Regions from separate parts of the Homo sapiens genome. Here region 1 is linked to region 2. The links are chromatin loops, found by intact Hi-C in ENCODE. Cell type or tissue: Calu3. All regions are shown on one strand. Each heading gives the region's core, and the rest is flanking DNA. Links, peaks and the distances in the headings are about the cores only. Region 1 has its middle 190 kb from the start of LINC02671. Region 2 overlaps LOC124902439 (a long non-coding RNA gene).

Evidence for each region. A loop is a pair of places that touch in the nucleus more often than their neighbours do. Peaks named below come from ENCODE experiments on the same cell type or tissue, not always from the same donor. Only the 100,000 strongest peaks of a DNase experiment are listed, where the experiment ranks them.
Region 1: a loop joins it to region 2, with 3 times the contacts of the local background. A loop is called at or near these places in 2 of 110 quality-filtered maps.

The regions. Positions count from the first base shown.
Region 1 is chr10:64,726,696-64,743,491 of GRCh38, forward strand. No RefSeq gene overlaps it. Among named protein-coding and RNA genes, the nearest start is that of LINC02671, 190 kb to the right of the region's middle. In Calu3, for the core only: a CTCF peak has its summit at 7,443; DNase peaks (open chromatin) are centred at 5,246 and 7,506.
Region 2 is chr10:64,498,099-64,514,894 of GRCh38, forward strand. All of the region lies in intron 4 of LOC124902439 (a long non-coding RNA gene), which reads left to right. Among named protein-coding and RNA genes, the nearest start is that of LINC02671, 420 kb to the right of the region's middle. RefSeq lists an enhancer at 8,586-9,110. In Calu3, for the core only: no CTCF peak of the experiment used is centred there; a DNase peak (open chromatin) is centred at 9,033.

The DNA.
Region 1 (16,796 bases), core at 3,112-11,111, 230 kb after region 2:
AGACATGCCCATTGGCCACAGGCACCAGCAAGTCCTGTTTCACTCTCCTTGAGCAAACAGTGGACACTGTTGACTCCAAAACAAAAAAGGAAGAGAATCAGCTCATTGTTGTGGGAAGTCAGGGACCCCAAACAGAGGGACCAGCTGAAGCCATGGCAGAAGAATGTGGATTGTAAAGATTTCATGGAAATTTATTAGTTCCCCAAATTAATACTTTTATAATTTCTTATGCCTGTCTTTACTGCAATCTCTAAACATAAATTGTGTAGATTTCATGGACACTTATCACTTCCCCAATCAATACCCTTGTGATTTCCTATGCCTGTCTCAACTTTAATCTCTTAATCCTGTCAGCTGAGGAGGATGTATGTCTTCTCAGGACCCTGTGATAATTGTGTTAACTACAAAAATTGTAGAGCATGTTGGTTTGAACAATATGAAATCTGGGCACCTTGAAAAAAGAACATGGCAACAGCAATGTTCAGGGAATAAGAGAGATAACCTTAAACTCTGACCGCCGGTGAGCCGGGTGGAACAGAGCCATATTTCTCTTCTTTCAAAAGCAAATAGGAGAAATATCACTGAATTCTTTTTCTCAGCAAGGAATATCCCTGAGAAAAAGAATGTGCCCCTGAGGGTGGGTCTCCAAAATGGCCCCCTTGGGTGTGGCTGCCTTCTATGGTCGAGACTGTAGGGAAGAAATAAGCGCCAGTCTCCCATAGCGCTCCCAGGCTTGTTAGGATGAGGAAATTCCCGCCTAATACATTTTTGGTCAGACTGGTTGTCTGCTCTCAAACCCTGTCTCCTGATAAGATGTTATCAATGACAGTGGTGCCCGAAACTTCATTAGCAATTTTAATTTCGCCTCAGTCCTCTGGTCCTGTGATCTCACCCTGCCTCCATTTGCCTTGTGATATTCTGTTACCTTGTGAAGCACGTGATCTCTGTGGCCCACACCCTATTTGTACACTCCCTCCCCTTTGAAAATCACTAATAAAAACTTGCTGGTTTTGCAGCTTTTGGGGCATCACGGAACCTACAGACATGTGATGTCTCCCCTTGACTCCCAGCTTTAAAATTTCTCTCTTTTGTACTCTGTCCCTTTATTTCTCAAACCGGCCGACACTGAGGGAAAATAGAAAAGAAACTACGTGAAATATCAGGGGTGAATTTTGCCCGATATCTGGCTGAATTTCCCCTGATAGCTCATTATGATAGTAATCTTTGTTTGCCAGTATAACCTGATCCAACAAGTTTGGGGACTTTCAACTCCAAATGGTGAAAAAGCAATTCAAGGTAAACTTGCCCTTCTCTGTTCTTAATCTCCATATTATATTTTTTATGTGTGAGTCTATGGTAGGAGTTAATGGCAGTGACTCTTATCAGGCTATGCTGACCCTAATGGCAACAATGCTGTTGCAGCCTTGTTTATGAAAGCCAATGGATCCCTCTGGAACTAATCAAGAAACAGAAAGTTGTAGCTTGAGGCCTAAACTGAGTTGTTGGAGAATTGGGAGTTCTAAACTGCTAGATGTGTGCTGGGGCTTGGTGTTCCTCTCTCAGTTTTACCATAATCAGGGTCACCAGTGGAACTAAATGTCCTGTATGATATTTATCCAAGCCCTGTGCTATCCCAGGATAAGTGTTGACTGACGGCCAAAGGAGCATTTCCTATGGCACAGTGCATCTAAATCAAATGAGAGAGGAGCAGAAAACAAGTTTTTAATACCATACACCTTGTCCTGAGGCTCCAGTGCTAATTGCTCCCAAAGGGACTTCCCAACCGATACTGAAAAGCCCCTGGGGCCTACAAACCTGGCAGACATGGATTTGAATAAAATATTTTGAATGAGTGATGACTCTGCTATTTAGTAAGGATGCTACTTCAAGCAAGTTAATTAACTTCTGACAGTCTCAGGTTTCTGATCTGTAAAATGGGGATGGTGTTACCTGTCTCATATGGCTGTTGTAAGGATTAAATTAAATTAGGTAACACATATAAAGTGCCTAGTACATACCCTTGACATGTCAGAGGTGCTTAAGAAATGTTGGTAGGCAGAAAAGTTAAGTACACAAATAATGACATATAAATGATGACATGAGGTTAACGTGGTGAACTGTGCAGAAGTGGCAATGTAAAGTTTGACAGGAAAAGAGGAGAAAAAAAACTTATTGAACACTTGGCACTTGACCTGCTTCTGAAATAATCAGTAGCATTTCAATGGTCAGAGGTGGAGGAAGGGTATTTTCTGATAGAGGGAGGAGCTTGAGGAAGGTCCACAGTTAGAAAAGGCAAATGATCCTAGGAACTGCGAGGAGACCAGTTGGCTGAAGTGTAGACTAGTATGAGGCACAAAAATGATAAGGGTTGGAATTTGCAGTAGGTGTGGTGTACAAAAATGATCAGGTTGGAAAGTGAGAAACCACCATGTAGAGAATCCCTGAAGGATTTCTGGCACAGAGGCACAGATAGCAGCCTAATCAGAGGGGATTAACAAGAATATGAAGTAAACATGGTTGAGGTAGGCCGAAAGTTGAGAGCAGAAAGATGAGGTGAGGATGGGATGCTGGTTCAGTAGATTAGACTGAGGTCAAGTAGAAGGTTAACAATGGGAATGTACGAGGATGGTGGCAGTGGGATAAGTGGAAATGTGTGGATATGAAAAATATGCTGGATGTAGAGATTAGAGATTTCAGGAAATATTTTTTACAGAAGTATATGATTTAAAGTGATTCTTTTGGTTTGGAACCACTGAGGTTGGATGTTTAAACCAGAGAAAAAAATTAAAATTATCCACTTATCTTGAAGTACTTATAGGGTAGTAATGTGTGTTGTTTTTGTTTGATATTAGAGGGGGCTAAAAAAAATACATTCCTGGGATGAGGAGACACTGAAAAAGTCATTTTGTTTATTCTCCTGTCTCAAGGTAAGAGTATACTAAAAACAAACTAAGCCGATATTTATTTGACTTATTAAAACAACTTTAAAAATTACAAAAGTGACATATTTCATTAATGGACAAAATATAGGGAAATAAAAAGAAGATAATAAAATCATCTATAATTTCATTACTCAAACTATTATTTTTATGTATATATGTGAGAGAGGCAGCAGAAAGGTACAGAGTGTGGGGTCTGGATAAAACTAACTGGGCTGGTTTCAATTCCAGCTTCTTCACTCAGTAACTGTATGACCTTGGAGAAGTTATTTAATCTCCTCACACCTCCATTTCTTCATCTTTACAATGGGAAGTATTAATAGAATTCATTTAATTACTATAATATGACAAGTTATCACATGAAACTGTTGAGAACTGTTTCTGGTACATACTAAGTGGCCAATACATGTTAACTGCATTATAATTATATTTTTAGTGGAAGTATAGTTAACATTGTCTTATAGGAGTAAAAAGTTATTAAGAATTTAGGAGTGAGAGAAGTGGGTTAAAGGAATAGCTTTGAAACATATTCTGAGGAAAAGGCTGATAAGACTTGGCAAAGAGAGTCAGGAGTTGAGTCTGGTGTTGTGCTGTCTGTTGAGGATTTGACATGTGGCCAGTGCAGCTGAAGAAATAAATTTTTAATTTCATTTAATTTGAATTAAATTGTAGTTATAGTTAAACATTCAATTCAATTTTTGAAAACCTTTTCAGAAAAATCTTTCTTTCTTTCTTTTCCTTCCTCCCTCCCTCCCTCCCTTCCTTCCTTCCTTCTTTCTTTCTTTTTTGACAGAGTCTCACTCTGTCACCAGGCTGGAGTGCAGTGGTGCGATCTCGGCTCACTGCAACCTCCATCTCCTGGGTTCAAGCGATTCTCCTTCCTCAACCTCTCTAGTAGCTAGGACTACAGTTGCGCCCCACCACGCCCAGCTAATTTTTGTATTTTTAGTAGAGACAGGGTTTCACCATGTTGGCCAGGATGGTATCCATCTCCTGACCTCGTGATCTGCCCTCCTCAGCCTCCAAAAGTGCTGGTATTAAAGGTGTGAGCCACCGTGCCTGGCTGAATCTACTTTCTTAATGTAAATTTTATAAAATCTAAATAGAAATCAAGTATTTCTGATACAAATTTAGTGTCTGAATTGACATGGCTGTAAAGTGAAAAATCCATGCCAAATTTGGAAGACTTCGTACCCCCAAAATGTAAAATATCTTAATAATATTTTGTACTGATTATGTGTTGAAACGATAATGTTTTAGAAATTATCTAAATGAAATATATTATTAAATTAAAAGAAGTTAGACAACTCAAAATTCAATCAAATTGTAGAATATCAACATTTAGTCTTGTAGCCATGTTCTCTTTGGCCCTGATTTCAAGAATGAGGTTATAATACTATATCTAGTTATATATTATATAGCTCTCTATATAAATATAACATATACAATAAATTTATTATATAATATATATAATATAACCTGTTCTTAAAAACTGAATAATCCAGGGCCAATTTTTCTATTCTGTTGTGATAACTCAAGTGTGCATTTTAAGTTAGTCACCACCTATGATTCATTGTAAAGCATACTCAATTTTAAAACACATCCTGTCCTGAAGAAACTTGCTTGAACTTTGTCAATGTCATAGGTTTGTGCTCAGAATCTATTTCTTGAAGTGGATTTTAGGACTAGAAGAGCATCATAACTGTTGAAGGTAAGAACTCTGTAAGTGTAGCAGGAGGAGCCACAGACAAAACCCCTCAGACACCAGGTTAAAGAAGGAAGATGCTTTATCCAGCCAGGAGCATCTGCAGACTTGGGTCTCAAGAACCGAGCTTCTGGCCGGTCACAGTGGCTCACGCCTGTAATACCAGTACTTTGGGAGGCCGAGGTGGGCGGATCACAAGGTCAGGAGATCAAGACCATCCTGGCTAACACGGTGAAACCCCGTCTCTACTAAAAATACAAAAAAAAAGTAGCCGGGTGTGGCGGCGTGCACCTGTAGTCCCAGCTGCTGGGGAGGCTGAGGCAGGAGAATGGCGTGAACCCGTGAGGTGGAGCTTGCAGTGAGCAGAGATCGGGCCACTGCACTCCAGCCTGGGCGACAGAGCAAGATCTCCGACTCAAAAAAAAAAAAAGAACTGAGCTCCCTGAAGAAAGAGTTCCTGGCCCTTTTAAAGGCTTACAACTCTAAGGGGTCCACGTGAAAGGGTCGTGTGATAGATTGTGCAAGCATGGGGTACGTGACTAGGTGGGGGTGGTGAGCAAGGCAAGTATTTCTCCATACCATTGTCTGTGATCTATAGACAGCACAAGTGGTTAGGGTGGTGGTTAATCTTTAACTTACAGGCCTGGCCAGTGGCGCGGATCAGTCTGTTGTTTTTCAGTTTTTACTTCCTCCTTTTCTTTGGAGACAGGGGACAGTAGGAGGAATGGCCTCTTTCCTCATTAGAAGTGAACATCCTATTCCATGTGACCTGCAGCTAGCCCCTATGGTGTTGGGATGCAAGGAAGTGGTATGTGCATGCATAAACAGTAGTTAAAGGAAAGTGAAATCCAAATATTCAGGGCTTAGAAATGCAGCTCCATTATCACAGAAGACAAATGTGTATAGTGTTACAGGTAGTTAGATAGGGATGAGTGAGGCGGGAGAGGGCTCTTCCCCCACCCACTAGGAATGTCAGGTGATGGTTCAACAATTATCACACTGCCTCGCTAAAAATGACAACTCAGTAGGGAGTGCTAGGGCACCAGAGAGAGACAATCTCCTGATGATCCACAGCTATTAACATTAAAGTGTTAAGGGAATAGAGATGCCAGGGAGAAGAAACCTCCGGGGCATGCATGTTAACATACAAAATAGAGAAGTATGATCTTCCAGGGACACTTCACCAGAAAAGGGAAGAAAGCCTCAGATGGGCATACGAGCAACTTCCTAAACACACTACCGCATGCTCAGTTCCCAGGGGCAAAGAGGAGACTGCGCATGCGGGAAGCCCACCCTAAGGGAAGAATCATGGAAAAGAAGTGAGCCAAAAAGTCCTAGGAGACCAAGGTTAAATGCTCTCTTTGACCTTCAGACGCCTTTTTGGATCTCTTCCAAGTGAACTTTCCTTTCTTTCCTATTCTACAGCCTTTAAAAAAAAAACTTCCACTCTTGCTCTGAAACTCACTTCGGTCTTGTTCTGCCTTGTGCTCCTCAGTAGAATTCTTTCTTCTCAGGAGGCAAAAATTGAAGTTGCTGCAGACGCATTAAGATACACTGCTGATAACCTGGGGAAACTCTGATACCAGCCACCAGTAACATATAGTATGGGAAAATATAGTGGTCAAAGAACATGACCTCTGACAACACATTGCACAGTCCTTTGATATCCTGAGTTCACTTGACAGCTGAGTTGAAGAATCTACTTCTCTCTGTTCTGTTGTTCTTCTCTCTTCTCTTGGTGACTATTAAAAGTGGATTCAGAATAGACATTGTTTATAGCGTAGCTGAGGGAATGATAATGAAGTTGCACATAAAACTTTATCATGTTCATCCTCTGCCTCATATTTTTCCAAGTTTCATACTACCTATAGCTACCTGATATACTGCATGAAGTGACAGATCATATCATTTGGTAGTGACATGTTCTTTTATTTATAAATCTACCTGATAGGGAAAAGCAGCACTCACATTCTACTTTCTATTATATTTGCCTCGAGCTTAGTTGACATGCTTGTATGATTATTTTTCCAGAAGAATGTTAAAATAAAATTTTTAGTTTTAAAGCAAAATATATTAGTAAGTGTTGGGTTTTAAGGAAATTTAACAAATATCATTCCTGATGGGAACAACACATTTAAGCAGATGGTAATAAATAATATCATCCTTGCTATGCATGGTAGCTCACACCTGCAATCCCAGCACTTTGGGAGGCCAAGACAGGAGGATTGCTTGAGCCCAGGAGTTGGAGACCAGCCTGGGCAACTTAGTGAGAAATCATCTCTAATTAGAAAAAAAGAAAAAGAAAATGAAAAAATTATATGGCCATGGTAGTGCACACATGTAGTCCCAGCTACTCTACTACTCAGGAGACTGAGGTGGGAGGATATCACTTGAGCCCAGGAGTTCAAGGCTGCAATGAGCCATGATTGCACCACTGCACTCTAGCCTGGGCAACAGAATGAGACTCTGTCAAGAAAAAAAAAAAAAAAAAAAAACACACACACACACACAAAATCACCTATATTGCAAGCAAAGGTCAGATGAAAAACCATGGGTTAGATGTTATAAAATAATGAGTTTTCTAAAACTAGATCCCATAATTAGACATACCTAGCCAGTTACTGACATTGCTGGAAAACCATAGGTGTCTGGAAGCATAGCCAATTTGCTGTTGAGTTTATTGCAGATAACATGCCATATATTATATGATAAACAGCATAGATAAACAGCATAGATAAACAGATGCCAAACAGAGAGAAAGGGAAGATGTGGGGGTCACTTATGCCCATTTTCTTAGCCAAAATTCACTCCTCAAACAATATACTCTTCCTTCCATGGGTAAGTGAGGTGGCCAATAGATGGCAGGCATGTGACACTAATGAATATTCCCTCCATATTGGAGGACAAAAGAGCAGAACTATGGTTTCTCTTTCAACAGTTGAAATATAAAATAAATATACATTGCACTTATGTTTAAATTTTGAGTGCCTTTAAATACTTATGTCTTTTTACCAATAAAATAAAATTGTATCTCTAAATTAAGTCAGGTTACATGACCTTAAAAATTACTTAAAATATGTTTGTTAAACTATTTAGGCCTGCCACTTATATTGAGTTTCACTTTTATCAAATTTTGATTCTTTATGGTTCATGATAGTTTAGGTCTTCTTTTTATTCCTCTTGAATCATTTGTAATTTATGTTTTCCTAAATATTACCACACCATCTTGATCATAAAATTTATTGGCATAGAATTGTACATAATATTTTTCCATAATTCTTTTAATCTCTTCATATCTCTGGTCCCTTGTTCACATTTTTATCTTGACTTACACTTATTTACAAATTCTATAAACTAAATGCCATTTGCTTTATTCTTCTGTGTATTCTCAGTGTCTAGACCTTGGTGCAGGGTAGGGACTTAATACATATTTGTTGACTATATTTGTTTTCAAAACTATATTCTAGCATCAGTTAAAAAAGATGAGACAAGTTTGTTCTGTATGCTTTGGCATTGGCAAGGCTCTTATAAAAGAAACATAAGATTTCACGCTGATTATTCTTCCTACGTTGTATACCTGCCAAGTACTATTGTTAAAGGCAAAAATAATTCTAGCAATAGGGATGTTGTATGAGAAAATGGACTTGATGATAAAATATTTATGAAACCACTACAATTGTGACAATACAAATAATTTATTTTGTTGTCTGCTTCATGTATTGGTGTTGAGAATAGAGCTGGCATACATGTGGAACATTTTTCTTTCTACCTTTCATTGAGAATGTTAAAATGAAAGTCACCCAATGTTTTATCTCAAATATGCAAGTTGTCTTGTGGAATCATAGTCTGAATACACTAGGTATGTTTTTCATATTTCCCTTCTCCGTGTTTTTCTTGTTGATACCATTTTCTTACTATCCACTCTTTCCTTTAAACCATAATTTGGGATTCCAGTTGGTAAAAAAAATTAGGGTAGGAAGGGGTTGTCGTTAATCTACTAGAGTGATGAGAAGTAGAAAGAAAGAAAAAAGGAAAAATTGACTTAAAAATCCCAGATCACTTAAAATTGAGTGCTAAGTGTCTCCCATAGACATGCAGGTGTATAAAAGGCTGATCCTAAAGTGCTACAGATCAGGAACTGTAGGTGAGATCCATAATTAGTTTTATTGTGGTATGAGTTATATGTTATTATATTTGAGTTCTAAACTCACCTTCCATTCTCTACTTTTTGAGATTGGAGCTGGGGCTCTTCACTTTACATTTCTGCATTATTCCATGGCTCTGTGTAAGACCCTCTAGAAGAGCAGCCAAGCAGAGACAGCAAGGCTGGTGGAAGGAGATGAGACTTGCTTTCTCCTGTCGGTTTCTTGTGGAATTCCTGTCTGTCTCATGCGGAATTCCTGTCTGTCTGTGGTCTCTGTTCACGCATCGGCAGCGCTTCTTCATTGCAGTAGCTGAATCCAATTTGCAGTTTTTCCAACATCTTCAAAAACAGCCTCATTTTTCTCCATTCCATATAAACCAGCACCAGCCAAACAATGGTTTCTCTGTAAGCTGTAAGGGGCCCCATATAAATACACATTTTAATAATTCCAATCTCTTTCCTTTATTCCCTCTACCGTAGGAGTGGTTTCTACTTCCTATAGTTGCTACCTTCGTGATACTTTACATTTCTCTTAGATACCTAAATAACAACTTTATACAAAGTTTAAAGTTTTTTCATACTAAATTCTGCCTATTAAACATAAGCAGGAATATAGAAATTCCTTGTAAAATAAAATATAAAAAAATCAAATTATCTCTGTTTATATGATTGCTATGATTTTTTTTTTCTTCTTAATGGACCCTGACTAATAGAAACACCAGTACAGCTGTTAAGGGAATTTATCTATCACTTTATTTGTTTTAATTATATCATGAGCCATCTTGTTGTGATGAATATGTGGATTTCAGAGTCGGATAAATCAGGCTCCACTAATTCCATGGAGTGAGATTTTGGGAGGGTTATCTTAACCTGCCTGAGCTTCAGTCTCCTCAACTGAGAATAATATCTACCTCATAGGTCTATGAGGATTAAGTAGGATGATGTTTGCAAATCATGCAGGATATGCTCAGTAAATGGTACAGATAATCTTAGTGATGAAGATTGTGATCAAGGAACAGTGGTAAGTTTCAAATAATCAGAAGTGAAACTTGTTTTTGACTTTTATTTTAGGTTCAGGGGTTGATATGGTTTTGCTGTGTCCCCACCCAAATCTCATCTTGAGTTGTAACTCCCACAATTCCCACATGCTGTAGGAGGAACCCAGTGAGAGGTGATTGAATTATGGGGCGGGTCTTTTCTGTGCTGTTCTTGTGATAGCAAATGAATCTCATTAGATCTGTTGGTTTAAAAAACAGGAGTTTCCCTGCACAAGCTCTCTCTTTGCCTGCCATCCACTTGATCTGTGACTTGCTCCTTCTTGCCCTTTGCCATGATTGTGAAGCCTCCCCAGCCATGTGGAACTGTAAGTCCAATTAAACTTCTTTCTCTTGTAAATTGCCCAGTCTTGGCTGTGTTTTTATTAGCAGCATGAAAACGGACTAATACATGGGTACATGTGCAGGTTTGTTATATATGCAAATTGTATGTCATGGGGATTTGATGTACAAATTATTTCATCACTCAGGTAATAAGCATTGTACCTGATAGGTAATTTTTTAATCCTCACTTTACTCCCACCCTCTACCCTCAAATAGGCCCTGGTGTCTTTTTTTCCCTACTTTGGTCCATGTGTATTCAATGTTTAGCTCCCATTGTAAGTGAGAACAAGCAGTATTTGGTTTTCTATTCCTGTATTAGTTTGCTTAAGATAGTGGCCTATGGCCTACAAGCTTCATCCTTGTTGCTACAAAGAAAATGATCTCTCACACTTTTTAATGGCTGTATAGTATTCTATGGTGTACCAGATTTAAGCTTTTCAATCTAGTTTAATAGCTTTAAGACCTAAAATTCTAAAATCTGGAGGTATTAAGTGATATATCAAAGTTACAAAATTAGTGACAAACCTCAGACTCCTGATTTTACCTAGAAACTTTGATTATACCCAGAAATTTTGATCATACTTGTCCACCAGAATCTCCCCAGTAACATGTCATTTCATTCAATTTTATTATTCCATAGTGGAACCCTGACAGATAACACCAAGTTAAACATTGACTGAGTTAATTTTCAAGGATTGCAATGTTGTATAGGGAAGTAAAAGTAAATCATGAAATTTATAAAAATAAAAACAAATTACTTTAATGATAAAAGTAATTTTCCAAGGGGGAGTTTGCATTTACACATTATGTGCAGATAATTTCTTTTTCAGAGAAGTATTTCAGGAGTATTTTGTTTAGATAATAAACTTGGCATCAGACTGCTTGGGCTCAAATCTAGACAATACCCTTGCTAGCTCTGTAAACTTGGGTGATTTACATAACTTTACCATGTCTCAGTTCTCTAATTTATAAAATGAGGATAGGCAGTTTCTAACATGTGGTTTTAGGAGGGTTATTACAAAGAAATCAGTTAGAACATTACTTGTCATACTGAAGAAAATGAGTTCTCTTTTTTATCAAATTTAACATTCTTTCATATAGGAAGAGGTCCCTGAAAATATTTCATGTTCTTGTCCTTTTTTGCACTAAAAAATACATAGCTTTAGTTTTCAGGAAACTTCAAGTAATTACTTTTTTAAAAATTACTTTCACTACTTGTAATTTGTAAAACACCAGGCCAGCACCTGAAATACAACTGCCACTTTTCTGCCATCTCCTAGCACCACACTGTAATAACTCTGAATTATATAGGATTGGAATTATATATGAAGTGTTCCTCAATAATTAAACTTTGTCCTGTAGTTAAAACAGACATTCAGGTGAATTGGAGTGTGAAGAATTGTCTGGTCCATTAAATTAGCCTGGTGCTATCTGTTTCTTATCCTCTTTACTTGAAATTTTCTATGTGATACCCCTTGACTAAGAAATAATCATTCCTAGTAAGAGGAAATTGATCACAAACATGTTCTACTTGTGAGGAAAACAATAGAAACAAAAACTCAGTTAATAGTGAACTACATCTTGGGGAAAATACATTCAATTGCTTTGACCACCATAAACGAATCTGGATGGAATTCTGACTTATCTTTGGAAAGATGGTTGATCTTAGCTTAATCACAAAAAGGAAGACAGTGATAAAAGAGTGGGGGGAATGCTGAAATGAGTTTTTCCAGAGCACAGAAGTAGGTAAAGTTGATTGATAGCTAGTGCTACTCTCAGTGTAAGTTTCCATCAATATAATTAAATTAAAAGTGAAGAGTTGGTTTGGAATTTTCTCATCACTTCTCAAAATCACAAGGGCATCTGTTAACAAAGCTGCTTTTTTACACACAAGAAACTTCAAGGGAATTGAAACAAATAAGACCAGAATTATGAGACTATCGAACTCTTTTGTCTTCATTGTATTTCATCAAGTCTCTGTTTTAAAGCAATGAAGTAACAATATAAGGGTTACATTTCAGATGAGTAGGCACTCTGAGAGTTTTTATCTGATTTTGGATTTAACCAAACAACTTACAAGTCATTTAGAAACTAAATTCCTTCCATTCATTCAAAAAACATTAATTAAGCACCCATTATGTTTCAGGCTAGGTGCTGTGGATACAGAATAAGAAAATATTTAGAAAATTTTTATTGATAGTTTAGAAAGATGCAATATGTAATCTCTTAGAAACGTGAGCTTCTGTCATTGGGTACAATAAAACATAAAACTATCTCTACAAGAACAAAATGAGAGAATAAAGCAAAATAGCAATATATGAGAGAAAATTACAGGTATTCATTGACTATCACTTTGCTGTAAGTCAATGGTGGGGTGAAGTTACCTAAAATTTAATATGATTTTAGGGTGAGTTAGGTTGTCAGTAGCAGCTTCCTGGTGGTCTCGTGGTTAGGATTTGGTGATCTCACTGCTACACCCCAGGTTAGATTCCAAGTCAAGGAAATCTTTCTTGAAAAGAAGTCAAGAGAATGTTGTAATAGTTTTCTCCTTGATTAGATTACACTGTGGGATGAAAACACAGCTAAGTAATTCATTTGATTCTATGTTTTCTACTTTAAGAAGAATCATGTCAATATATGAGTCGAACATTGCAACTACTATAACTGAGCAAAACTTAAGAGACTTGTGAAAGGTAAAAATGTGTGCCCTAATATTTTTGCCCTATGTGAAAGAGTGATTGAACTTCATTGACTCTTGAGGGCAGACAAGAAATAATGAGATAAATTTATAGCAGTAGCTAATGTTGAGCTTAGCTACTTTTTTTTTTTTTTTCTCAGAATTGAGGCAACACTTCAGCTGCTGGGAATGATCTTCTGCAAGGACCTTCTGCTCCTTTGTAATCTTCCTAAGCTGAATACAGTCTCTTCACCCAAGAGTAAGTCCCCTCCCTGGGGATAGCTCAAGTCTAATGGTCAGTTGGTAAGGTAAGTAGAACCCTCCCATGTTCTTTTGCTCAAGGCAGGGCAACTTAAAAGGCCTATTTTAGCTCCAAATGTCCATAATAGAGGCCTCTTGCAACCACAGCTAAACTCCTGCCACTGCCCAGTCCTACTTCCTTCACTCCCCCAGACTTGTTGATGTAGGGGTTACCTTTCAGTAAACCTGTACACAAATCTCCATCTCAGAGTCTATTTCTGGGAATCTAGCTTAAGACATAGTAGATTTGAGTTCAGCATTAGGAGAAACTTTCTTACAAGTAGAATTGTCTCAATGGTATGAACTCCATCTAGAGATTGTGAGTTCTCCATTTTTGGATGTCGTCAAGCAGAAGCAAGTGACCATGACTTGAGGTTGGTGAAGAGAGAATTCTTATTTCATTAGGAGTTGGATTGAATGATTTTATGATTTTAAAAGCTTCAAAGGCTTTTAACTCTGATTCTATACTGTATTTATAAAATAATGCAGCCACTCTCTTTATAAAATCTATCTCTGTGATGTTTTATTCACCTAAGCCTAGGTTACTTATTAGAGAAAATAATTCTTTGTACATCTTGGGCCCATACTCAACTCCTGGAAAAGTATATAACCTATAGCCTGGCCTAAGATTCCCAAAACTAACAACAAGAGACTACAGAAAGAAGATTAATTAAATATACGAAGGCAAAACATTTGGTTTTCCTAATCTTTTGAGTTATATCCCAGGTTGTACAGGATCAACAACCTGAGAAGCCCATCAGACCTCTTGTGTTATCTCTAGACCATGTCGACTGTGTTAAGGCCACCTTTAATGCTGAACACTCTAGAGGAAAAATTTTTTTTTTTGGCTGCCCGGCATCCTTCCCTTTTCTCATGTATTGTGATGATAAACTTACAAGGTAGAGTTTGACTCTCACTGTTAAAATCCCAGATATTTGCTTCCTCAATCTCTTTTGTAGTAAAAGCATGAGAATTTGTTTCAGGTACCACCAACCAAATTCATCTAACCCAGACTATAATCCAGAAATTATTTCTGGATCTGTTTAAAATATGGATCATGGTAGCACCAGAAGTTGTGTGTAGTTTCCAGGGAGAGTAGTGTCATTGGTGTTAGCGGCTCTCTAGTATTAGTGGAGCTTAAATCACAAGCTACATCTAGTACTCGGAAATGATACAGAACCTTTTCTGGCTGAGTATCCTCTCAGCCTAATGCTCTACCTCTTGAGGGCATTCTGTGAGTTAACAAAAATATTTTTAAGAAACATATTTTTCTGCTTTAGCCACTCAGAGTGAATCTGGATTGGTTATAGGAGCTTGCTAGATTTGAAGACAGTGAAAATCTAGCTAGTGATATCAGATAAAACTCCGGGTGTTCATAGCACAGACTTAAAAAAATAACAAAAATAACACTGATGATAACCTGGAGAAAAAGTGCCTTTTAGAATCACAGGGACTACTGCCATGGAACTCTATGAAAAAGATAAATGATATAAGAATTGTGGGGTTTGGTGGTTGTTTCTAGTGATAATCCACACCCTAAAGAAAGGAATAGACAAGCTGGATATCTTAAAATCTAAATTCAAAACTTGGCCTGAAAATCATGGGCATCCTGTGATAGTGCTGTCAATGCTTAATAACAGGTATTCTCCCTCAACTTCAAATTCACTTCTCTGTTCTTTGCTTTGAGAGTTAGAGTTTAACACTCAGCAAACCACCTTTCTGCTTTGCCAGTTGGTTCCCAGGTAGGCTATGTTAGCAGTGAACACTTAAGAAAATGGGAAGGCTGGAGGAGAAAGAAGATACTTGTTTCTTTCTGTTTGTTTCTCATTTCTGTCAACATCACTCAGCCCCACTTTTTCATTCTTGCTATGGTTTGAATGTCTCCCCCAAAACTTCATGTGTTGGAAACTTAATAGCCAATGTAACCATATTAAGAGATAAGATAAGATGATTGATTCATGGATTAAGTTATTACCCTCGGAATTAAAGTTAGTTCCCCAGAAAGTGGATTGTTATAAAAGTGAGCTGGGCTTGCTCTTGCAGCCTCTTTTACATGCATTTGCTTGTCTTTCTGCTTTTTCACCATGTTATGACACAATATGAAAGTCCTACCCAGATGCTACTACCATGCCTTTGGACTTCTCAGTCTTCAAAATCATGAGCCAAATGAACTTTTATTTATAAATTACTCAGTCTCAGATATTCTGTTATAACAATAGAAAACAAACTAAGACAGAAAATTGGTACCAAAAATTGGGGTTGTTGCTATAACAGATACCTTAAAAGGTGGAAGCAGCTTTGGATCTGGGTAATGAGTAGGGGCTGGAAGGGATTGGAGGATCAGCCTAGAGAAAATCTGTATTGCTGTAAACAGAACATTAAGGGCAATTTTGGTGAGGAGTTAGAAGAAGACTAGACCAGTGTGCTCAGGATGCAGAAAAAGCAGTCAGAGGAAATTATTTTCCAGCTTTAAGACTAAACATTGTTTTGTCTGTTGGGTTTTGGACTTACTTGGCCTGCTACTCCTTTCTTCTTACCTATTTCTCCCTTTTGGAATGGGAATGCCTATCCTATGCCTGTCCCACCATAATATTTTAAAAGTAGGTATAATATTTTAAAAGTAGGTAACTTGTTTACATGTACAGGCTAACAGCTGGAAGGAATTTGCAAGGTGAATCATGCCTTGGGTTTCACCCATATCTGATTCAATGAGACTCTGGAATTTGGACTTTTGAGTTTTTTCTGGAAGAAGTTGAGACTTTTTGGGCTGTTGGAATGGAATGAATGTATTTTACATTGTGAGAAGGACATAAATTTGGGGAGCCAGAGGTAGAATGCTATGATTTAACGTGTCCCCCAAAAGATTATGTGTTGGAAACTTAATTGCCAATTTAACAGTATTAAGAGGTGAGCCCTTTAAAAGGTGATTGGGTCATGAGGGCAGAGCTTTCCTGGATGGATTTATGTCATTATCTTGGGTGTAATTTAGTTCTTGTGGGAGTAGTGAATTACTTCTTGTGAGAGTAAGTTAACTCTTGAGAGAGTTGGTTATTTTAAAAGCAAGTTCAGCTTGCTGTTTTAGTTTTCTTTGCAAGCGCTTTCTTGTGCTTTTGCTTTTGTGTATGTTATGAAAAAGTACAATACAAATGGTCTTACAATATGCTGCTGCCATGACCTTGGACTTGCCAGTCCCTAGAATCATAAGCCAAATAAACTTTTTAAAAGTACATGAGTCTCATGAATTCTGTTATAGCAAAGGACAAAGATAATTCCAGCAATTCTCATTTATTTCTGTATCAACAATTTAATCCAATTTGCAGATTTTCAACATCTGCAGAACTGACCTATTGTACTTTCTCATAAACACAGGAGGAGCCAGCCAAAATGCCTATGGAAAACAGTTCTATCAAAAAACTAATTCTCCTTAGCCTTACTCAAATCCATTTTGCTGTTTCCTGTTCTAGAACTAGAAACGGATTCCAGGTTAGAGTATATTCCAAGAAGGCACTTATATAAGCCAAGTTAGAAAGAGTAATATTTCCCCTCCCCAAGTTACAAGATTTGGCTAATTCAAAATACAGAAAAATGTAAAGAATACTTTGTGAATGAATTCTGCTGTGTTAGATCAAGGAAGTAGCAAACTTAAAAGTGA
Region 2 (16,796 bases), core at 4,620-12,619:
TTCTTTCTTTCACATGGCATTTCTGTTGTCAAAGTTTCTAGTGACATATCTTTAATGTCACTTATTCTTTTCTTGGCTGTGTTCAGTCTACTGATGAGCCTATTAGAGGCATTGTTCATTTGTATCATGTTTTTTTTTTTTTAATTCTTAGCATTCTCTATTGATCTATTCCTAGAGTTTCCATCTTTTTGCCTACTTTGATCTGTTCTTGCATGTTGCCTTATTTTTCAATTTTAATCTTTCACATTACTTACAGTTATTTTAATTTTTCTATCTGATAATTTCAAAATATGTTTCATATATGAATCTGGTTCTGATCCTTGCTTCATCTTTCATGCTCTATTTTTTAAATTTCTTTTTAACAAGGCTTGTAATTTTTTGTTTTAAGCCAAATGTAATATGTTGGGTAATAGGAACTGAGATAATAAGAATTCATGTGAGATTTTATGTTAGTGTCCTGAAATGAATGGCTGCTTCCCTCTTCAAATTTATATGTTGAAGCCCTTTTCCCCAGTGTGATGGCATTTAGAGGTGAGCCTTTGGGAGGTAATTCAGTTTAGATGGGATCATAAGGGTGGAGTCATCATGATGGGATTAATGATCTTATAAAAAAAGGAAGAAACATGAGAGCTCTTAATCTTTCATTGTGCACTTATCAAAAAAGGACCACATGAGGACATAAGAAGATGGCCCATCTGCAAATGAAAAAGAGGGCCCTCATCAGACATTGAATCTGTTGGCACCTTGGTGTCTGCAGACTTCCTAGCCTGCAGAACTGAGAAATAAATGTCTGTTGTTTAGGCCACCTCATCTATGATATTTGCTGTAGCAGACTGAATGTAATAGTTATATTACATCTAGCTGAGAGTTGGGCTTTGTTTAATGTTTGTTGTAGCTGTAGTTGCCAGAAGTTTCAGTTTCTTCTGAATTTTTCTTCCTCTTTTGTCTTTGGGCTTCCCTAAGAACTCTTTCTTAAATAGAGTCTGTGCCTTATAGCTCTCACAGTTGTAATTCAGTTATTTTCCTGGTGTCCTGGTGATATGGTGCTAAATTATTGGGTAATAAAAGTGTTCTATAATCTTATAATTAAATCTCAGCTTTCTTAGTTGGCCTGAGTCCCTGGGTTATGACTTCAGATATTTGTATTAGACTTTTTTCTTGTCTTACCTTGACAAGAGGCAGGAAGGTCTCTGGATTTGATTAGCTGCCTTTCCTTTAGGTTACATAAGGCTCTGGTAATGCAGTTTTCCTTAGAATGCAGGTGAACATATTTTGGAACATCTGGGCCTATTTCGAAATGGCTAATTTTTCCTTCTCTTTGCCTGCGAACAGAGGGAACTTTTTACTCGATATTCTCTGTGAGAATTTGGTGGGGGTTGGAAATAAAACACATGAAATTGTAGGTTTGCTCCTAAGAGTGACTCCCCCAAGAGTTTTTAACTCTTAAACTTATCTACCCACAGCATCCAATAATAGATCAAAATTACTATTCAAGTGTTCCTACCAGTTTCTTGTTCCATCAGCTTCTGCTTCAGTTAAACTGAAAATTCGTGTTCTCCATATTCCCGTTTCTCTAGATTTCATAATAATCATTTTTGCTGTGACCTCAGTTCTCTGATGACTTAAGAAAGGTCACTGATTTTAAGCTAGTCCACTTTTTTCTTGCTGTGAGAATGGGAGCGTTCAGCGCTTTGCAATGGTGCAGATGAAATGAGATGTCTGCTTCGTGGCTTTTTATCTGAAAGTCGCCTGTGCCTTAGGGTCTGAACATGCACTCCTCTTGAGTTCATTCATTTTAATTGTAGTAATTTGTAATTATTACTCTGGAGGTGTAGAAATCTCCTGGAGGACTTTGTATTGTTATGGTGTTTCTTAGCACACTACGTTATTCTGTCTCTGGATTCAGATTGGAATTGAAAACATGATGACCTGTCAAGCTTTTTATATTATTATACAATAGAAAACAACATCATTGTGTGTGTTTCTAAGCAATATGAGTAAAGTTTAGAAATTTGTTTTACACATTAGGCTGTCTTACCTTTAGAAATATATCTATAATTTAAATATATAGAATTCTATGTTTGACATTAATTTAATGTGTTAATCATGCTTTTCTAATTTTGAATTTGATTATAAGAAAGGTTATGCCATTTTAAAATTCTGAATTCACCATAGCATTTGAGACAACCTGGGTTTGTTGTTTTGATAAATATTATGCATGTAAAAATTCTGTGATGACTAAAAGCCAATATAGTACCAGAGGAAAAAAGAGGAGACTGATCAGTAGTACTATGCTAATAGGTGTTTGTAAAAGTTAGATTTTATGGAAAAACATATTTGGTAAATACATATTTAGTTGATATATTCAGATGTGTTTACCACAGAAATTCTTTTAGCCTTACTAATTATGTGTATATTCTTAACCTCTAAAAAAGATGAAAAAGCATTTTTCAGTAGAATTACTATTAGACAGTGTTTCAGAGAACACATATTGGCAAACTCTGCAACAGATAATTATTTTCAGATAGAGTATGTTAAGGTTCATTAATTGCTCTTATGTGGCAGAAAGACTTTCTTTATAGTTGGCAACTGGCTTCCTGCAATGATGGACAACCACATTGCTATAGCAACAAGGAAGCAAGATGTTTCCAACCAGGGATGCTTCTTTTCATGTAGAAAACCTTGTCACCTGGTTTCTCAAACTGAATTTTTCAGTGGTAGAAAATACACTTAGAAAATATAACTGAAAAGAAAAACACCTTAATTTTATTGAACAAAAGGACATTAGTTTGAAAACTCTGCATTGCGGGCAGTATAGATTATCAATGTTGTGCAAGTTAACCATTACCATAATTTTATATTATAATACAATGACTTAGGTATACTGTATACAAATAATTTAGAAAAGTTTTTTGTTGGCATTCCTCCAAGTTTTCTCTTTAAGTTAAAAATGTATTTAATTTGGAAGAAAAAAGCATGTATGTTAATTTCATAATAAGAATGTAAGCAGAAAAGCCAAATGACTGAAGTAGAGTATTTGAGTGGCGTACAGAAATTTAGTACCTTCCAACACCATTAATTAAATAAAACAGCAAAAGAATGAAATATGATGCTAAGATAAGAAGATGAGCTAAATGCCATTGATCTTTCTCTTGCTCTAAACCAATCTTTAAAGAGAAGCTATATAAGTTTGTATAAATAACTTGAAAAGCAATACTCAATATCTCCCCCTATTTGTGTGTTAAAATTCTAATTATAAGTGGCTTAGCTTATAAGTAAATAGCTGCATATTCTTTGATAATGACCCTTTTTTCCTAACCTCAAAGGACCTATGCAATAGGATTGGGTTATTTTTGTGTGGTATATGAAATATCCATTATTAATTTAAGAGCATTTCATAAACATCACCATTATTTCAACATCTTTTGTGTGTAATTATCCTAAGGCCACAGGCTACAATAGGAGAAGAGAGAAAAATAAAGATTATCAAAATTGATCTACATGCTAAGTTGAAATCTAGAAGGAAAAAATGAAAGGGAAAGAAAAATAAGAATTCCAATTTCTTGTGGAGCATGAAATATCTCATAAATATGTGAACTTGTGGCTGGGCGTGGTGGCTCCCGCCTGTAATCCCAGCACTTTGGGAGGCCGAGGCGGGTGGATCCTGGCCAACACGGTGAAACCCAGTCTCTACTAAAAATACAAAAAAAAAAAAAAAAAAGAACTTGTGAGTGTCATTGAGGTTAATGTGGTACTTAAATAATAAGCATTTTTCATGGAGCAAGCCAATGAAATTAAGTAATTTTTTTTTTTTTGTCTTGCTCAAGACCAAGAAATGAGAATGGTGAAAAAGTATGGTTTGTTTCACATAGATTGGAAACTGGCAAAAAAGCTTAAAGAAGAAAAAGCATCCAAAGTGCTCTTTAATTTAATCATCACTGATGCAATATCTATTATGTTCCAAAATCTGTGGGTAGCAAGAAATAAAATGCAGCTCTTGCCCTTCATGAATTGATGATCTGGTTGGGGAGAGGTGTAAACAAATGATAACAGTACAAAAAAATGTATGCAGAGTGTCAAGTCTTTATGGACATTGGAAAAATGTCTCAGGGGAATAGCTTGAGCTTGTGTTCTGTTAAGCCTTAAAATGCAGAAGCATGGGTGAATGTATGGCCTTCATTTGAGCATGACATAGGGAAACAATGTCATCAGGGAAAAGCAAGACAGAATTTGGAATTCTGTTGGTCATGACCTTACTTACAGTGTTGAATGAAACTCCTGCAATTTTTTGTATGGGACTTTCTGTACATTTGAATTTGTCATGTTTTTCCCTAAAAAGGGAAGCGAAGGTCAATCTGACAAATTTAAGGCTCAGCTACTAAATATATTTTGTATGTATGGTGCAGGACAGTTCCACTGCTGTCAGTATAACACAAGTAGAAAAATGTTTTAAGTTTTAGTGTTACTAAAATAATCTTCCTAAAACAGATAAAGTAATTGGACTAATAGCAATTGGACCACCTCGCTTGACACTGATTCTTCAGGGAAACCGAGTTAATGAGTAACGAAGTCCCACAGAGCACATATTACTGAAATTCACCCTGACCCCTCTTAAGTTCCACCGTAAAAACATACCAATCAACCATAAGTGGATCCCAACCCTTTAATATCACATTTCAATCATATTTATTATAATACTGTGTCTAGAACATTACATCATCTGGAAAGAGCCTTTCTTTTGGAATTCTAAGCAAATTTTCTGAAAGCCATTCTGATGATCCTGACCTAATTCAAATGCTTAACTTTGACCAAGCAACCTACTCTCTGTGATGGCTTGCACTAATTGGCTTTCACTAGGCCCATGTGTCCAATTTTCTAGTCAGAGGGTAGACTTATTTGAGGAATAACATGAATCCAACAGTTGGGCTAATTGGAAAGAGAAAATGGATCCTGGGGAGGCTTTCAGTAGTCTGTATTAGGAAGTTTAGAGGCCTTGTATTTTAGATTGGTGCAAAAGTAATTGCGGTTTTTGGCATTGAAAGTGAAAACTTTTGCCTTTGAAAGTTTTTACTTTCAATGGCAATTACATTTTTTCTCTCTCTCTCTGATTATCTCTCTCTTATTATCTAGGCTGATTTCACCTAGATAATAAGAGCTGTTTTGTCATGAACGTTTTTTTCATCTAATATTAGCCTTGCTTTATTAAATACCTCTTGTAGAGTTTCATACATAACTAAATATTGGGAAACTGAATTTCATGTTTTGAAAAAAAAGAAAAGATAAGAAAGAAAAGAAAAAGAAAAGATGAGAAAAGGAAAGAAAAAAGGAAAAGAAAAGAGAAAAGAAAAAAGAAAAGAAAAAAATAGATTTGGCTTCAGACAGAGCCTTTTATTGGCTGTTTCCTTTTTCCATGGCAGGAGAGGAATCGAAAGAGGAAGGAGAGACACAGGGAGGCATAGGGGTGGGAGAAAATGTTCTCAAAACAAATTATTGAAAAACAAAGAAAGACTGTTTTGTGCTAACACTTATTTAGACTTTGTGAGCTCTACAATCGTGTGTTGACTTTCTTCCAGACGAATTTGGCAGAATCAAAGAAGGGTTTTTCCAAAATTCTGCCAACTTAAGTAAAAGTACCATTTTTTTATGTAACAAACATTACTCATCTACTCCATTTAGTGTTTAGTGAAAAATGAGTAAGGATTTTATTGAACAAGGGGTTATAGGAATTTTAAAATATAGGTTAATTTTCTTACTTATTTTCGAAATCATGTGACTTGAAAAACATAGTTAGCAAATGCATTTACCGATGTCAAAGAACTATTCAATTATTTGCATACTGTTTAGGAGGAATAATTGCTGTTTATGTGGAACCATGGCACCATAAAATTCTGGTGTCAACTTTAGTGTTTTCAAATTAGAGAGACAATATTAGTATATTTATTAAAGATGAGGTAATTAAACCTAGAAAAGTCATTTATCTTATGGATTCCTAAACAGAATATAATGAGGAAAAATATCAATAGTATGTTGATAATGCTATTTAGTTGGGTTTCCAATAGACTTGCTAACCCAATATGTAGTTGTTTAATTATGGGAGAATTTACCAAGAGGTATGTGTTTTGGTGTGTTTATTCTGATAATTTGAGATTTCAAATCAACAAACTGTTTAGACCTAGAGGATAAGACATTATTATTCCTTTTCAAATGCTTCCTCTAAGTTTTTCCTGGTTTCACTCTCCTGCCTTCTGTCAATATCTGGTTGATATTGAGAAAATGCCACCTTGTTTTCTTCCTTACCTTTTAGAGACACAGATGCTGAAAGAGTCACAAAGTATTTGTGAAATGGGCAATCTAATTAACTAGCAAGCATGGATGTTACTTATGTTTTCTAAAATTTAGAAGAAATTGACAATTCAAAGATAATTTTACTGAAAATAAATACAGAGAATTAAAAAATGTATCTAGAGGAATCTATACTAAAATATTAATAGTACTTATATCTACCTAGGTGATGGGAATATAAATCACATTCATTTCTCTCCTTTTAATTTTTAATCTATATTTTCTTATACTCCTATTCTACACATGATCTTTGTCTAACAATAAACATTAAATAAAGAATAAAAAAACCAGGGGTTTGCATGTCATAAATACATAATTAATACAATTTCCTTAAATAATTTATTGTGTAATTCATGTGATTTGTGTGTGTGTGTGTGACACACACACAGCAAGACAGAGAATTTTGCTCTGTCACCCAGGCTGTAGTGCAATGGCATGATCTTGGCTCACTGCAGCCTCCACCTCCTGGGTTCAAGTGATTCTCCTGCCTCAGCCTCCCGAGTAGCTGGGAATTACAGGCACGTGCCACCACGCTTGGCTAATATTTTGTATTTTTAGTAGAGATGGGGTTTCACCATGTTGGCCAGGATGGTTTCAAACTCCTGGCCTCAAGTGATCTGCCTCCGTTGGCTTCCCAAAGTGCTAGGATTACAAGTGTGAGCCACCGCGTGCGATCTCTAACTGGGGAAGGGAGGAGACTAGAGAAAAGGATTAGTTGGTCGGCATGAGGAGTCATTTTCAGATGCACTGTCACTTAAAATGAAACAAAAACTAGCAGGATAGAAACATAGTAAGAAAGGTAGAAGATAGCATACTTCCTTTTGCAAATCTCTTAGCTACTCTAAGTTAATTTTTTTGTATAGTACCGGCATTGGTAAGAGCTAACACATTATCTCTTACAAACAATAAATTATTTAAAATTGGCCTTTACAACATTATTGTGATGAAGCAGATTCATTGTTTTATTTATTGCCCCAAATATTCACTGTAAAGCAACAAATTTTCTAAACTTTTTGGGCTCAATGATTTTTACAAGTCCTTTCATACATTTATTCAATTTGAGACTCAGATTACAAGTTAGATAACGAGCTGTTCTGTGTGATCAACAATGATTATTGGCTGCTGTGTCTTCAGAGTTTTGCCACATAACACACACTTGGAAAAGAATCTATTATAGTTCTGAATCAAAACCACTTCCAGGACAGTCTCCACAAGGTGACATTAATTGAGTGAATTCATCACTCTACAAATATGCAGGTTTGGTCATTCCTTACAGTGAGTGGCCCAAAATGGGCTTTACTCAGATGTCAACTTACATATAAAACAAAGTGAATTTATTACTTGACTGTTAAAAACATAACTGTCACTTGGAGTAGAGGTTAATCAGGGCATGACCAGTGCTTTCCCTCCTTGTAGCTGCTTTCATTTTCCTACTTTTGACAGGAACATAATATAAGAAATACTGTTTTTAAAAAAGTTAATATGAAAATAGTGGAAGGGCAATGATAGTCACTGCTATCAAAATTGCTTTAGTGTGAAGGGTAAAACAAGGAGTAGTAGAGACTGTGTGTAAACCAACACAGGGAGCAGCCCAATGCTCAGTTCTAGTCAATTCTTGTAAGACATAGACTCCATATTTCCAGATAATCCAATTTTATAAAAGAATCTGTCAATGTGAAATTGGATGAAACTTCAAATTATTTATGTCTTATCAGATTCTCCTTCAAAGGTTTTTTACAATTTGTTTTTTGTTTTATTTTTAGTTGTTGATACTGTGAAAATCGACACGGTAAATTCAGAATAAAAGAGGAAACATCCCACCTTTAGGCCACTGATTTTCAACCACTAATGCTGCATTTTCTTCATTATCACCAGAATCCAGTCTGCTTGCCCAGACACCTCCCTATGTGGGCATGGCTAGGATGGGCACCCATATTTGCTTCTGCCACTTTACCTCTCATATTTTCAAGGAAGACGCACCCACCATGCCTTCTAATACAGTCTTTTTTAGATGCCTTAATGTATTCAAAAGTTATATCAAGTCTTTCAATCTAGGAAGCTATTTTGTTTGAGGTACGATAGTCTGACTGAAATTCATTCATTCAACTTATGATCATTTTATAGTTTATTTCTTTGAAGAGAATTTATTTATAACCTTCCTTTTTGCCAGAAACAAGAGACACAAGAGACACTGAATTTTTAGTGCATGTCTACAGGTTTAATCTTTAATCTTATCTCTGACTCTCACACTTCCTACCCTCCTATAATACAATATAATATAAATAACCTTGGGGTATCCATTTATTAGGTTAACTGATAATATAAGAGGCTCCCCCCACCTCTCTCTCCCTCTCTCCATATTGATAAAGACATAGATATTGTCAGGCCTCTGAGCCCAAGCTAAGCCATCATATCCCCAGTGACCTGCATGTATACATCCAGATGGCCTGAAGCAAGTGAAGAATCACAAAAGAAGTGAAAATGGCCGGTTCCTGCCTTAACTAATGACATTACCTTGTGAAATTCCTTCTCCTGGCTCAGAAGCTCCCCCACTGAGCACCTTATGACCCCCCCACCCCTGCCCACCAGAGAACAACAACCCCCTTTGACTGTAATTTTCCACTACCTACCCAAATCCTATAAAACGGCCCCACCCCTGTCTCCTTTCCCAGACTCTCTTTTCGGACTCAGCCAGCCTGCACCCAGGTGATTAGAAAGCTGTATTGCTCACACAAAGCCTGTTTGTTGGTCTCTTCACACGGATGCATGTGATAGATATACAAAGCATTTTTATAGTCACATTTTGGTGCTCAACTAAGGCTCCCTGATTACACCTCTGCCATATGGATAGTAAGTCACTTAAGCTTGTAGAGGAGTATATTTAATTCTCCTTTTTGATTCTATAATTTTTAACTATAGAATCTCAGTTTAGCCTATAGGTTTTCTACCATGAAAGGCATTTCTACCCCTACTGTAGGGTAGGAATGAGTTTCCCAATCAAATTATTAAAAGTTAGATTAACTCTTGGTGATTTTTGCTTAGATTTTAAAACTCTTATTATTGCCTGCAGCTCACAATCACAGATACAATTGTGATAAAAACTGTAGTGTACATAGTTCGTGTTATGAGCGTAATGGAAAGGGCAGAGGAGAGCACCCCATAAGGGTCACATTTAGAAAGAAATAGATTCTGTGAAAAGTAGAATCATATACTATGCTCAATTTACTATTTTAAATGATTAAAGTTTAAATAATATTCAACAAATACATTCCACAGTTCCATATATAAAATTTGCAAGATTTACAGTTATATATTTATCTTGTTTGGGTGGAGGTCTATGAAACATATAAACTTCAGATCAGATTTTCACAAGCTGTTGTTTTTGGCAGCTCCACCTCCCTCATCCCACCACATTTGCGTTAAGCAAGAACAAATCAGACCTTCGATTTTTACTGTTGAGATGGCAGCATCCAAAATTTGAGGTAGCTGAATTTGATGATAATTTAGGGTTGATTAAACCATTCCTATGAATTGCTTCTTTTCTTGGCAAGTGTTTACAGTGTTCAAGCTTGAGCTCTATTTACAGCAACCCCATTTCACAAGATGCATTATTTGAAGGGGGGCTGTGGGCTGTGTGCATTTTTGGAACTGACTTTTAGAGTGTTCCTACTCCAACCACACATTTGTGTGGTATTTGTGAATTCAGTGCTTGTGCTTAGCATTTGATAAGGTGCAGGGAGATTGGTCTGAAGTGGTCTCAGTGCTAAGGCCAGAGAATCTGCTGAAAATTCTTACATGATGAAAACCCTGGCTTGCTAGCAACTGATATTTCCCTCCATCCCAGGGAATAGCACTTCTTATCTTTGTTCCGTTGTGGTTTCTTATCTTATCCTGGCAGAAATAAGAGACTACCTTCCTGTGAATGAAGGCCTCAGACTGTGAAATTTGCTGTATTTGAAATCCTAGACTTGCTTTGGAGTCATAATGGATTCCAACTGGTCAATATCAGCAAGGTAGTGCTGTCTTTAAATAGCAGGTCCAGGTCAAGGATGCATAACAAGAAGTGTAGAATGTAGAATGGTATGGTAGGCATACATTTTTCCCATCATTTTCATTTATTCGTGGGTCATTTATTAAATAAGAGACTTTAACAACCCCTTGCTGCTTGACAGAAAGCATGCAGGCTCACAAATCTGGCAAAAAACACACAAAACCCTCTTCAGATCCAGTTTAGATGTAAACATAAGACCTCTGAAAAAAAGTTGCTACGACTAAATATTTTAATATATTCTAAATCTGACTCCAAAATAATTGCAACAAGAGAAATGTAAGTTAGAAAATAAGAGTTTTACATTTAAAAAAATCATTAAGGAAAATTGTAGAAACCCCAGTTTAGGAAGTCTTTAAATTTAGATTTTATTGTAGGTTTTAACGCTGATCTTATCTCCAGTAATAAGTGACCTTGCAATAACTTTGTTCAATAAGTTGTACTTTTTTTTGAAGTGTTTTCAATAAATGTAATCATATATCTCAGTGTCCAGATGAATCATCTGTTTTTTAACTTGGATAATTTCTGTTCCTACTTTCGTTTTATACAGTTTTTTTTTTTTTTTTGAGACGGAGTCTCGCTCTGTCGCCCAGGCTGGAGTGCAGTGGCGGGATCTCGGCTCACTGCAAGCTCCGCCTCCCGGGTTCACGCCATTCTCCTGCCTCAGCCTCCCAAGTAGCTGGGACTACAGGCGCCCGCCACTACGCCCGGCTAATTTTTTGTATTTTTAGTAGAGACGGGGTTTCACCGTTTTAGCCGGGATGGTCTCGATCTCCTGACCTCGTGATCCGCCCGCCTCGGCCTCCCAAAGTGCTGGGATTACAGGCGTGAGCCACCGCGCCCGGCCCGTTTTATACAGTTTTAAAGGGTATATGTATTTGTTGAAATATCATTCTTCTCTTTCTTAGTTGCTTGTTTTGAAGAATTTACAGAAACACTTCTGTAGTGGGAAGAATGCTAAGCAGCTAATGAAAATGCTAATTAACTATAAACAAACAAAAATAATGGTAAACCATAATTTTACAACCAAACAACATCTAAAGCCAACTAATTTCCATGAACAGAAATTATTTCAGCATGTGGTCAAGGAAAATTCAAGTTTCCTGGCAAATTCAAAGAAACAACTAATATGTTGATAATGTGGTTGTCTAAAACCTTTGATTGATAAGCTAACAAAAAATTATATTAAATGTTATCAAAGCTATATTATTTAGTATAGCATTCTCTGGTTTCATTTTAACTGGTTATTTTACCATAACACTTTCACCTAATTATACTCTGACTATCATACAAGTTTCCAGGATGCTGAAAAATATAAAAATAATAACCTAAAAAATGAAGATAAAAAAACAAACATCTTAATTTAAATGATCTATTTGGAACAAGAAAGTTCTTTTGCTTATGAAAAGTCATAAATTTTAATTTCCTAAAATTTATGTTAGGATAAAAGAAATATGCTGCAAATTATGGTAATACACATAAGTCCATTTTGGGCAGGTTTGTTAAATTAAACAAGCATTTTCTATACTCATTATATCATTGGTTTAAATTACACTTTATGAAGAAATATTATTTAAAGTATATTTATAGGTCGGAGTAAGGACAAAATTAAAATTTCATACATTTTTGGTTAACTTTGATCCTTTGAATATTTGCACTTATTAAAATTATTTTTTACATTTTTGTCAACTCCTATAAAACTTCTCTGTTATCTATGTAGATTTAGAGATAACTTTGCATACCAGGATGGGTTGTTCTCCCTGAGGAAAGTTTTTATCAAATATTTTTCTAGAAAAATGTGTCTATAAAGACAACTTTAGGAGACAGGAGGAAAAGGCTGATTTCTGGATGCTTATCTAAAGATTGAACAGACTGTAACTTTTGTGATGCCTTTCTTATTTACCCTTGTGTCTCAAGAACCTAGGAGAACAACTTATACCAATTCATTAAATATTTTATTGACTGAACCAAAAATGAGAGTGCTAACAGACTTTTTATGTACTCACTTATTCAAGAAATAACTACTGGGCAAGGCCAACGTGCCAGACATTGGACTAGATACTGTGTACATTCTTAAATTTGCTTTGCTGGAAGTTTTATCACGAATCTTTGGACTTTAAAAACCTTCTCAGGCTATGGATCTAAGCCAAGAATTGATCATAATATTTCACCTTCAGCACCCATACATTTCATTAAATTATTTTCTTCTCGAGGTTTCCAAAATATCACAAGTTTCCCTCCCTGTGTCCATGTGTTCTCATTGTTCAACTCCTACTTATAAGTGAGAACATGCAGTGTTTGGTTTTCTGTTCATGTGTTAGTTTGCTGAGAATGATGGGCCTGTCGTGGGGTTGGGGCAGGGGTTGGGGAGGGATAGCATTAGGAGAAATACCTAATGTAGGTGACAGGTTGATGGGTGCAGCGACTTAAGCAGCAAAGGTCAGGAAGTGACCTTTCTTTAAGGTTATTTTATCTGCAAGTAAGACCAGACCATTTTTCTGAAGGTTTTGTAAGCATTGGCTTCATCGAATCAAACATAGGCCTTTAAAAGTGTCTGGTTATAGAAGCATCATTTGACCCAGCGATCCCATTACTGGGTATATACCCAAAGGATTATAAATCATTCTACTATATAGACACATGTACATGTATGTTTATTGCAGCACTCTTCACAATAGCAAAGACTTGGAACCAACCCAAATGCCCATCAATGATAGACTGGATAAAGAGAATGTGGCACATATACACCATGGAATACTATGCAGCCATAAAAAGGATGAGTTCATGTCCTTTGCAGGGACATGGATGAAGCTGGAAACCATCATTCTCAGCAAACTAACACAGGAACAGAAAACCAAACACTGCATGTTCTCGCTCACAAGTGGGAGTTGAACAATGAGAACACATGGACACAGGGAGGGGACCGTCATACACCGGGGCCTGTCAGGGGGTCGGGGGCTAGGGGAGGGATAGCATTAGGAGAAATACCTAATGTAGATGATGGGTTGATGGGTGCAGCAAACAACCATGGCACGTGTATACCTATGCAACTAGCCTGCATGTTCTGCACATGTATCCCAGAACTTAAAGTATATTAAAAAAAGTGTCTGGTTATAATTAATTCAATGAGCATCATTCTCAAATATGACATTCCAGGCAAAGACTTGGTCACATAACCAATGTTTCCATGTGTGCTCTTTAAAAGGAGGACAGGTTCTTATTGAACCCATGCATATAACTATGCTGCCAAGAAAATAAGAATACTTAACTCTGAAAAGATCAGACAGGGAGATAAAGATACATATTTCATTTCCTTTAACAAAAGCATAATCCATTAAATCGTTATGAGGTATAGCTAAAGATACAGATAGATGATATCACTGGAGAAAAGAGAGTTTCTTATATCCCCAAAAGAGAATTATAACACAACAATATTTCAAACAAAAACCAGAATTATTTCTCATCAGTTCATTCAGTCCTGTGTAATTAATTATTGTTCCACTTGATTATGGGTTATCAGTCTCATGAACCCATCTGCTTTTCGGCTAGAAATCTGGAAGTCCTGACTCAGTGCACTGGTATGATGTTAAAGTTTTTAAAGCAATACTATAATATCAGAAGATGGTACCCAAGAGAACTTGGCATAGTCATGGGGCTCTGAGACCATCCTTTATTACAGTCAAAACATTCTGGCTTGTAGCTAGCACTTTTAGAGAAGCATCAAAATTAAACAAAAACACTTTCTGTAGATGACAAAACTTAAAATAACTGTGGTTAATTTATTGCTGATAATTTTCAAGAGGTAAAGACCTGATAAGAGTTAACTATGAAAATCATGCAATTGACAAAGAACTGTGTTTTCTGTGGCAGGCAAAGAAAATCAATAAAAACAGTTGATAAAATATCTTAAAATATAATATTTAACCCTGTTTTTAAAGAAGACTTGATGTAGCATCTAATTTATAAAAATTGGTACATAATCTTTACAAAGAAAAAAACCCTTCAGATATAATCTATGATAATTCTGAGACTTAGTATAACATGAATATACCAAACATATAGAGTGTACCGAGGATATATCAAGATTTTCAATTAAAGAGATGTAACAGTTCTGGAGTAGGTCCTGAACATCTGCATATTAATAAAACCCCATAAGTAAGTGATGTGAATGCCCTTTTGCAAACCACCAGGCTAGAAGATGCTAGATACAAATTAAAGAGGTAAAGTTGTAACAAAGTTAAACTTTAAAAAATATCTGTAATTATGGCCAATAGCACTATACTCATTATCTACTATTAGGCAAAGCAATACCAGGACTCTAAAACATATCTTTGACAGCTAATACACTGAAAAATATCCAGGGACTTTCCATACAGCACCTAATTCCTGAAATATGTATAACCATTTGCCTGTATGAATTTAACCCAGGGAAGGTTAAGTATCCCTTCTGATTTGGCAGTGGTTCCCACACAACTCAGCAGTAGTAACATATCAAATGGGTCTACTTATCTAGCATCTCTCTTTTTAGAAAGTAAGAGAAAACAATTCTTTGTGGTTTTCCAGAAGGCCTCTGGGAAATCTTGAAGTCAGCTTTAGGTGCAAAAGATGTCATTTAGAATTCAATTTTAGGAAAGCAGAACATCAGAAGTTCTTAGGAGAGTTGAATACTTGATTAAGATAAAATCATGGGTCACTGGGAAATAATAGTTGGCACCTATTTAATCTAAGTAACAATAAAAGATTTTAGAAAGAAACATTGGAGGTAATATTGTAAAAATCTTAGCCCTTTCAAGATTGAGAAAACTTTTATTAAATAATCAAGGGCATGATAAAATCAACATACAACAGACGGAATAATTTTGATAATACACAGAATCCCTGCCTTCTAGGCAGATTACTCAGAAGATAAAGAAAAACTGTTTCCAACAAAAACTTTTTATTGACCAATACTCCAAAAAATGTGAAAAACCAAAAAATCTTAAGAAGCACATTATTTTTGAAAACATAATAGATAAACCCATTAAACCTTAGCCAGCTTTGACCATAGCAAATAAGATTCTCTTTCCAAAAACCTTCTACAACTTTCTATATCCGTTCAAGTTTTGTCCTACACTTTCCTCTTTGTCATTCCAGAGCAATTGGTCATTTTTCTTTAGGACAAAACTATGATCTTTTTTTCTCTTAACAAAAGCACATTCTTCATACTTTGCATACAAAGTTTTACCTTTACTGCCACTATTGTTTCCTGGTACAACACATATATCGATTATAATTTTTAACCAAAGTAACTTCTCTTTCACAGTTAAAACTAGGAAATGATTAATTGTACCTTGCCTGTCACACACCAGTATTTTTCAGCAGACCAGCAGAGTTCATGAAAACTAATAGCTTACTACAGCCATTTTCATTTCTTATAGTACAACAAAGTGACAAAAGTGAACATGTTCACAGACCCAAATATACATAGTCTCTCTGTATCATATACAAATAAGAGACAAAAGTACTGAACTTAAAATTATGCTTAGGAAATAATACTTCAGCATTCTTTTACTGATAATCTAGTTATCTAATGTATATCCATTAATTAAGTAAATTTAGTATTAGTTCAATGTTTTAAATTACCTAAAAATCTTAGAGACTACCGAGGCGGGAGGATAACGAAGTCAGGAGTTTGAGACCAGCCTGGCCAACATGGTTAAACCTCGTCTCTACTAAAAATACGAAAATTAGCCAGGCGTGGTGGCAGGCACCTGTAGTCTCAGCTACTCGGGAGGCTGAGGCAGGAAAATAGCTTGAATCCAGGAGGCAGAGGTTGCAGTGAGCCGAGATTGCACCACTGCACTCCAGCCTGGGTGACAGAGCGAGACTCTGTCTCAAAAAAAGAAAAAAAATCAAAAAACAAAAAACAAAAAACTCACATACTACAAAATACAGTTTCTATTGAAATAAAGTTTGTCAAAATAATGATTCAATTTGGTTAAACAAATATTTAAATTTTTTCTGTCACATTAAACATTTGGCAAATAAAACAGGCTAGCTTATTTGATTAGTAAGCCTATATAAGTCTAGGAAGAACCACACAAACGTAATAAAAGCATAAGCTCGTGTTATAGTTAATGCTAAAGACACAGCTGATTTTTTTTTTTTTTTTTTTTTTTGAGACGGTGTTTCGCTCTGTCGCCAGGCTGGAGTGTGGCGGCACGATCTTGGCTCACTGCAACCTCCGCCTCCAGAGTTCGAGCAATTCTCCTGCCTCAGCCTCCCGAGTAGCTGGGGCTACAGGCATGTGCCACCATGCCCAGCTAATATTTGTATTTTTAGTAGAGACAAGGTTTCACTAGGTTGGCCAGGATGGTCTCGATCTCTTGACCTCGTGATCTGCCCACCTCAGACTCCCGAAGTGCTG